Regions from separate parts of the Mus musculus genome. Here region 2 is linked to region 1. The links are chromatin contacts, found by Hi-C in ENCODE. All regions are on one chromosome and are shown on one strand. The core of a region is the stretch at or near the end of the contact, and the rest is flanking DNA. Distances in the headings are between cores, read along the strand shown.

Region 1 (4,492 bases), core at 1,033-3,532:
TGCAGCGCCCTCTGGCGGTGCCTGTTGCTGGCATGCAACACTGCGAGAGTCTCTGGAGGCTCACAGGCGCCTGACTGCCAGTAGCTAGGTACCTGAGTTCTGAAACCTTTCTTTGCTGTCTCGCTTCTTTCCAAGGATTTTCACTGCTCTTCAGGCTCTTGCGGAGGAGTACGCGGCATCTAAGATGGGTTTAACTGGAGTTCATAGAAAGCCAGGATGCTCCCATTGGAACCTCAAGTGTGGTCAACTGGATAACGAGTCTGGATTCACAGTGTCCTCGGTATTCCCCCACCTGGTCCCCCTCACACTTCCTTTCCTGTCCTGGACATTGAAGAAAGTCTGACAGTGATCCCTGAAGCTAGGGACCTCCAGAATAGAGGGAGCAGCATCTCCACCACAGGAAGTGTGTGTAGGAGAGATTCTCGGTTTCAGCCATTACATACAAACACACAATACAAATCCGGGTGGTCTGTGACAGTTTATACCCTTGCCACACAGGACACAGATTCAAATGTGATCATGGATGAGTTGTTGGCCTTCTCTGGTTGTCCCATTTTAATTTGGACCTTCTGGAAACCAAAGGTCACATCTCTGTTGAAGACTAGGAACGAAAAGGGTTATTGGGTCAGTGTGAATTTGTATTGGATTCTAAGCAAGCTCTTGACGGGCTGACGGGAGCAAAGAGAGAGCCAAAGGGGCCTTCTGATTTAGCGGAAGGACAGTGTTTTGGGCCTGGAGAGCCTTCCAGCGGTCCCATGATACTAAAGAAGGACTCTTACTCATTTCCCATCCTTTCTACCGAGTCAGACCAAATTGTCAGTAGCAGAGATCCAGGAGATTAGACTCCTTCCGAGTATCATGGAAATAACCCTTTTGCCAGCTACAGGTTAAAAAATATATATGTATGATTTCCATTTGTCTTTCAATAGCTCAAGAATTTAGGTCTGGACATCCACTTTAATTGATAAAAGGGCTCAGGTAGCAACCAAGCCCTCTAAGACACTCAAAGAGTGGGAGTCAGGGCTCCAGGCACTGCCTAGTTTGCAGCAGCTCCATCTCAGCAGGCACAGATGCTCATGCGCACACTTATTAACAGGGACCCTAGAGCAGGGCTGGTGGAAACAGAGGCAGGCCGGCTCTGTGAGTTCAAGCTCAGCCTGGTATACAGCATGAGTTCCAGGACAGCCAGGGTTACACAAAGAAACCCTGTCTTAAAAACAAAAACAAAAACAAAAACAAACAAACAAATCAACAAAGGACCCTAGAGCCTGAATGGGCCACATAGATGAGGAGGAGGCATTTGGGAGAGGAACATGATTTAAGGTCCTGGAAGCTGGAGTTTAGGTTAGACCAAATTCAGAGCTTCAGAGAGGAGCAAGTTTCTTAAAGAAAACAGGATTCCAAGTAGGGCCTGGTGACACACCCTGCAACAGGGTCTCAGACCTTAACACAACTGACTCCACGATTTTGTCTATAACTAAAGTCTATAGTAGCCTTCAAGGTTAGTCATAGCCCATCTATTCTGACTCATTAGCCTGGATTCCTTTAGCCTAGCCACTGATCTGCTCTGCAGTCAGTCAACTCCACCATGGCTTGTAGTGGCATGAAGCACAAGAAAACCTACAGGCTCATTTTCAGAGTCGTGCAAATGCACGGCTTGACACTAAAATTCCAGTCTCTTCCTTAGTCCTTTCCCCATTCTGTTTTCACTTCAAGCCTTGTGCTCCTAGGGAAGAGACCGTCTTCCAATCATCCCCAGTGTCTGGACATTGTAGAACTCACAGTCGGGGTTCAACAAGCATTTGTCAGCAGCTCAGCCTCAAATGTCTTTTGGGCTGGGAGAAGTGGCTTAGCAGTAAGGACCGCTAGATGCTGTTACAGAGTTTGAGTCTTAACATTCACAGTAGGAAGTTCAAACCCGCCTATCTCTAGCTCCATTGGATCTGATATCTTTTTCTGGTCTCTCTTGGGGCAGGGACATCATTTACCCCGGCACAGGCGCACACGTATACAGTTTTTTTTTTTTTTTAATGTCTTTGATTAGGCATGGTGGTGCACACTTGTGATGTCAGTGTCAGGGATGCAGAGGCAGAAAAATCCTGAGTTCCGTGGCCTGATCTAATCAGAGGAAAAAAATCCTTGACGCAGCAGCTCTAAATGCACATCTACTGTATCGACACTCTACAGGTGAGGCCTAGAATAGAGAACAGGATCAATCCATTGCTTCTGACTGCCAATGAGTGCGGAGCGCTGTGATTGGCCCTTGTTTAGGTAAAAGAGTGAGCGCGGGTGTCTTCTGGGAAGTCATGGCGTCGCTGAATTGTAGGACTGCGGTCTGTGTGGTCTGTTTGGAGAAGCCGAAATACCGTTGCCCGACTTGCCGCGTGCCCTAGTGAGCCAGAGCGGGTAGTGGGTTCGGAGGGAGGCCGGGCTGCGGGCGGCGGCTGCGGGCAAGGGGTACGTGCTGCGGCCGCTCGTGCTGATCGTGCTGACCTGAGCCTGTCTGTCTCATTACAGCTGTTCGGTCCCCTGTTTTCAGAAGCACAAAGGTAAGACCCCGGGACACCGTCGCAGCCCTTGCTCCTTCTTTGTACCGTACAGGCCCCATGCCCCCAGGAACCCGAAGCGGGAGGATTCCCGCCAGTTCAAAGCCAGCCTGACTACAGACTGAGACCCTGTCTCAAATAATCCAAAGCAAGTCAGCTGCTTTCTTGGGAAAAGTCTTAGCTATTTATTCATCTTGACATTCTAGTGTAGCCCCTCACTATCGCAGAAACTGCCTTGGCTGAGGTCAATTAGCCAGCAATGGTTGTCTTTAAAATATGGTTGTTTATTATTTACAATAGGAGAAATTTTCTTTTTCTGTGTGTGGTATTTTGAGACAGGTTCTCCTCCTCCTCCTCTTTTTTTTTTTTTCCGAGGCAGGGTTTCTCTATGTAGCTCTGGCTGTCCTGGGACTCACTCTGTAGACCAGGCTGGCCTCGAACTCAGAAATCCGCCTGCCTCTGCCTCCCGAGTGCTGGGATTAAAGGCGTGAGCCACCACGCCCGGCTGGTTCTTTTTCTTCTTTCATTTTCCTTCTTTCTTTGTTTGCTTTTCAATAAAGGGTTTCTGGCTGCCTTCGAACTCGCTCTGTAGACCGGGCTGGCTTCAAATTCATAGCGATCTGCCTGCCTCTTGCCTCCCAAGTGCTGTTTTATTTTGTGCTGAGAAAGAGTATCTCAGATTCACTATATATTCCTTTTTTTGTTTTGTTTTTGTTTTTGTTTGTTTTTCGAGACAGGGTTTCTCTGTGTAGCCCTGGCTGTCCTGGAACTCACTTTGTAGACCAGGCTGGCCTCGAACTCAGAGATCTGCCTGCCTCTGCCTCGCGAGTGCTGGGATTAAAGGCGTACACCACCACGCCTGGCTGAACTATATATTCTATACTCCTCCCAGACTCACAATCCCCATGCCTTAGTTTCCTAATGCTGGGATTAAAGGCACAAGCCACCACGGCCCAGCTGAGACTGGCTCTTTTTTTTTTTTTTTTATGTAGTTCAGGCTGGCCTATCTATCATGATCATGCTTTGTCATCCTCAAATGCTAGGATTATAGGAGCCACCAGAACTGGTTAAAATAAGTTCCTGACCTATTGAGAATGGAGCTGGAGCGATGGCTCGGCTGTTAAGAGCTTCTTGTTGCTTTCCCAGAGGTTCTGAGTTTGGTTTTCAGCACCTGCCTACTATAGGCAACTTGTAGGTCCATTCCCAGGGGCTCTGACTCCCCTTCAGGGGCTCTGACTCCCTCTTCTGGCCTCTGTAAACACTGCATACATGTAGCACATTCTCCCTCTGTCTCTGCTGTTTTCTCCCACCCCAGGCTCAGACCTATCCCTGCCGAAATGCTTGCTTTCTGCTTGTGAAAGCTCGCTCCGTTAAGTCTCTGGGCTTCCTCAGGTAGACTTAGAGCAGACTTTTCTTACCTTATCCATGTGTTCCATGACTACTAAACCCCTCTGACCTGGGAGTTATGACCTTCATGTCCTAGCGGCACATGGGTGCACACATACAGTAACTGTTGATGAATTGTGTTATGTTTATAGAAGTCACTGCCATTAATCCTGGGGGAAGTCCTGTGAAGGTAGGGTGGGGCACACAACCACCTTGCCCAGGTCCAAGCTCAGTCGGCTTCCTCGCCCCTTCTGCTGGACTCGGAATTACTCACGGTTCTCTGACTGATCGCTTGGTTTGACCTGTCTCTCCCTCTGTGTGTCTCTACCCAGTACACATTCAGTACACTGGCCGTGATGGGGACTTGCGGCCTCGTTGGCTGGCATGGAGGGTTGTGTTTGGCTATGCCTGAAATTTGTGTCTCTCTCAGAGCAGTGCAGCTCTGAAGCCCGACCTGTTGAGAAGAGAAGAGCAGGGCCTCCTGTGAGGTCTGAGGAGAGCAAAGGTGAGGTGGTTGGGGCTTTTGTTGTTGTGTTTGTTTGTTTGTTTTTCGAGAAAGG
Region 2 (4,383 bases), core at 1,647-4,146, 410 kb before region 1:
GAGTATTCCTAAGTACAGAGGAAAACAAGTAAGACCGCAGACATTAATCTTAAGAAAGAGCAAGCAGTGCTGAAATACAGGCTTTACCTCTTCCCTCGCATTTAAAATACTGTCATGCAGTTTCATCATCTCTAATCTCACCATGTAAGGTCTCATCTCTCCATAGCATCTTTCCTCTCACCACTGTATAGAGCAGAAATAAATACAACATGATTTTACCAAATGTAAGTCCATCTTACCAAGCGCTCTTGCTACAGCCAGAAAAGGAATCTGGTCAATGACTGTGCTCCTTCTGACAGGTCCACTGTGAGTGAGCCGGGGCCTTTTCCAAACTACTCGGTTCACTCCAGACTTGTTCATCACACTAGAAAGTGAACAGAGTCGTAAGCAGTGTAAATGATTAAAATACAACTAAGCCTGACATGTTAGGAATTCATACAATGAGACTATAGTATCACAAAATAATGACACCTATTCAAGTACAAAGATATCATAAGCCAAGGTTCTTGCTATAAAAAGACAGACAAAGCAGGATAAGATTTATATGAGAGGAATTTGACTAGCTTAGGCCAAACAGAACCAACTGCAAATAACATGAAAATGAAGAGACAGGTCAAAGAAAAACACAGGATGACAGGACTCAGACAATAAGGCGGGTGAAAGAGCCTTGATAAGTGAACAACACTTATATACAACAAATTTAAAAGGGTTTTCTGGTTTCGTTGGGGGATGAGGGAAACAGAAGAAGTCAGCTGCACTGTTTCTGGTTTGAAGCAACAGGAGCCGGGCATGCGGAATCTGACATCTGGGCCCCTGGAAGGTTGTGGTAGAAGGCTCAGCACCTCTTTGGAGTACAGATTCCTATATATGTAGATGGTTCTGTAATTCAAAGCATGAAACTAGACGTGGAGAACACAACAGCTTTGTAGATACATATCTGGGAGTCACAGGATAGGAAAATTCTCCTACAACTTTGCCAAAGAAGCAATAAAAATCTTTATAAAGGAGTTAGTCACCTCAGAGTACCTAAAACTTTTGTAAATATGGTTATTTTTTTTTAAATCAAAGTAAAATGAAGATGATTGCTAATTCTGTGTTTGGTGTGACTGAATGGGACTTACTTAAAAGAAACTGACCCTTATTTCAAAGTAACCATGGTTTCTCTGTGTCATGCCCTCCAACACACACACACACACACACACACACACACCCACACAGCTGCTTCTCTGGTTTTTTTTTTTGTTTGTTTGTTTTTTTTTTTAATGTCAATAGAGGTGCTAGAGAGATGGCTGAGTCTGTAAAGTGCCTGCCATGAAAACAGGAGATCTTTGGGCATGCTGGTGCTGCTGGTACGTGCTTAAGATGAATGCAGGCTGGGGAGGCAGGCAGCAGGATCCCTGGAGGTCAGCCTACACAAGGCAGCAAGGCCAGGCCAAAGACAGAGACATCTCAACCACCAGGTGAACCAACCAGTTCCCGAGGAGTGGTGACATGGGTGCCTGGGTGGGAGGATCATGAAATTTCAGGTCACCTGGACAACATAATGAGAACCCCATCTTCAACTATAACCAAAGGGAGCAGCAAGATATTCTGCTTGCCACCAAGCCTGAAGACTTAAGCTCAATCCACTGGGTCCACATATTAGAAGGAAAAAGCTGGTTCTGCAAGGTGTTCTCTGACCTTTATGCATGCCTAAACACACAAATAAATGTAATAAAAAAAACTATACATAGACAGAAGATATGTAAACCAGATGATATGAAGCCTTTCCCGTCCCCATTGCTGGGAACTGAACACTGAGCCTTGGGCATGGCACCCACCTGACTTGCCTCTAGCCCAACATACAGATTTGCCAGATAGTCTCACTGTTCATAAGAAATCTGACACACTGCTACATGTGTCACCTTCTTATAAGTTTACTGTATGTGAGCAGCAGGACTCTATCTCCCTAAACAAAATGAACATTAACTGGCTTCACAGCCTGGAAAACTAGATTAGGGATACAGCTCAGTTGTAGAGCACTTGGCTAACATACATGAGCCCTTAGGTTCAATACCCAGTACTGCAGAATAAAAGAAAAAACAAAAACCTATCCCCGAGGACAGGATAGTAGTGATGGCTGGATACACTGAGGCCTTTGACGGTGCAAACCTGTCCACCTGAACTGAGACCTCCAGGACTTATGTAAAGCCAGACATAAATGCAGGGACGTCTGTAATCCCCGCACTCCTCCTCCAGGGAGATAGAAGACAGAGAAGGGGGAATCCTTGGAAGCTTTCTGGTCATCTAGCATGGGGAATTCAGCAGGAAAACAGCAAAGAAACCCTGTGTTACAAGGCAGGGAGCAATGTCCTAGTTGTCCTCTGACCTCCACACTTAGCCGGGTACACACACTCCCAGACAAGACTGACAGGGAGAGAATCCGTAGACAAGTTCACCTAAAGAGAGAACGCAATAAAATCAAAGGCCACACCAGGAGAGCCGAGCAGCTGTAGGAAATGGTCAATCTGCCCTGTCCTCCGTTAACACAGGGCTAGAAAACACTGTGAGTAGGACAAGGGAACTGGTTCTATGGCTTAATTTTTATTAAACTTAAGCAGTCACATGTGGCCAGTGGTTATCACTGATACGGTGACAGTTGAGCTGAAACACATTAAAACAGAGTATCCAAAAATGTCAATATAAAGCAGAGTTGCAGAAAGTCCCTTGTTCACCTTCCTTTTGGAGACTAAGTTCATCTTTCAGTTCTAACACCAAGGAGAGGTGGAAGACAAACGGCGGTTGCTTTCTTACTTTTCTTCAAAGCTGAAGCTCAGTGGGTAGAATGAAGTAAACTGGCCACTCACAAGAACATCGTCACACAGGAGATCGCACTGAGGATGAATGCCAGCATTCTGTCTTCCAACCGCCTTAAAGCCCAAGTGTTCTCTCTAAACATCTAACATGACAGGTGAGCCTCAGCACAGAGCAATTCCAGGAGCTGTCCCCAATACAAATGTACTGAGAGGTCCCCTGATACTTTATTGGCAAGGATATTATGGTCTTTGTGTGTCTGAGAAACAAGACAAATAATGGTACTGTTTGCTTAAGAAAAAGTCTAAAACCAAAGCAATGTTACAAGATACTACTTTTCCCGCACACTCTGTTGTTGCTCTGTATTAAAAGGCAAATGGAGAGGAACAGCCTGCCATGCAGAGAGCTGACTGCGCATCAACAGAAGGCTACAAAAACAAGAGTGCTGGCCAACAGCCTAGGCTGGGACTGAGGGAAGACAGGAAATAACTTATCATAAAATGGCTCAATTTTTGCAAAAATACACCTGCTCCCAAATGGCAAAAGGCATGTATCCAACTGTCCAGATGGTATTTTTAAGTGAAAAGGCAAAAACTATAAACTCTTTCTTTTTAATGAGATTAAAAATCAAAGAAAAAAGAAAAAAAAATCAAATCAAATAACTTTAAAAATTCAAGTTAAAAAAATAAGAAAATACTCAAGAAAAAAAAATCTTCTTAATATAATGAAAAAGCAAAAGGCCTTCCAATATTAAACATGTACAGGAAAAGACCAGTGGCACAATTAAATGGCAGAGATTGCCTACATGTGCAAGGACTGGGTTTGATCTCCAGAAATGTCAAAAAAAAAAAAAAAATGCCTCAATTTAAAAGATTGTGAGGGCCAAGTATGGTGGCCCAATCAGGAAGCATTCACATACAATCTCTGTGAGATCAGAGCCAACCTGGTCTACCGCCAGAGCTACATAGTGAGACCCTGTCTCAAAAAATAATAAGTAGGTTGGAGAGATGGTTCAGCGGGTAAGAGCACTGACTGCTATTTTGAAGGTCCTGAGTTCAAATCCCAGCAACCACATGGTGGCTCACAACCATCCATAACGAGATCTGACGCCCTCTTCTGGTGCATCTGAAAACAGCTACAGTATACTTACATATGATTGACTGATAGATAGATAGATAGATAGATAGATAGATAGATAGATAGATAGATAGATAGATTGATAGATTGATTGATTATGGGGAACTGGGAATCCAAGTCAGCAGGAGGTGCTTGCTTAGCTTGCATAAGACTCTCAGTTCAATCCCAAGTAACACACACACAATCTACCACAAAGAAAGAGAGGGAGATGGGCTGGTGAGATGGCTCAGTGGGTAAGAGCACCCGACTGCTCTTCCAAAGGTCTGGAGTTCAAATCCCAGCAACCATATGGTGGCTCACAACCATCTGTAACAAGATCTGACTCCCTCTTCTGGAGTGTCTGAAGACAGCTACAGTGTACTTACATATAATAAATAAATCTTTAAAAAAAAAAAAAAAAGAAAGAAAAAAGAAAGAGAGGGAGGAGCTTGGTGGCACATACTTTAGTCCCAG

Evidence for each region. Hi-C counts contacts between places; a loop is a spot of excess contacts on that map.
Region 2: a map of v-Abl transformed pro-B cells shows a loop between it and region 1 (2.6-fold over the local background). The contact joins the enhancer-like site here to the promoter of Znhit3 in region 1. A Hi-C loop is called at or near these places in 1 of 37 maps with a recorded cell type or tissue (v-Abl transformed pro-B cells).

The regions. Positions count from the first base shown.
Region 1 is chr11:84,914,156-84,918,647 of GRCm38, reverse strand. Znhit3 (zinc finger, HIT type 3) reads left to right here and starts at 2,282. Exons shown (of 5, transcript NM_001005223.3): 1 at 2,282-2,392; 2 at 2,518-2,549; 3 at 4,363-4,437. The coding sequence starts at 2,307.
Region 2 is chr11:85,328,232-85,332,614 of GRCm38, reverse strand. Ppm1d (protein phosphatase 1D magnesium-dependent, delta isoform) reads right to left here. Exons shown (of 6, transcript NM_016910.3): 3 at 240-364. Among named protein-coding and RNA genes, the nearest start is that of Ppm1d, 19 kb to the right of the region's middle. Within about 2 kb of position 2,896, at least 1 of the 3 ENCODE cell types and tissues checked has a DNase peak (open chromatin) inside an H3K27ac peak, as active enhancers do.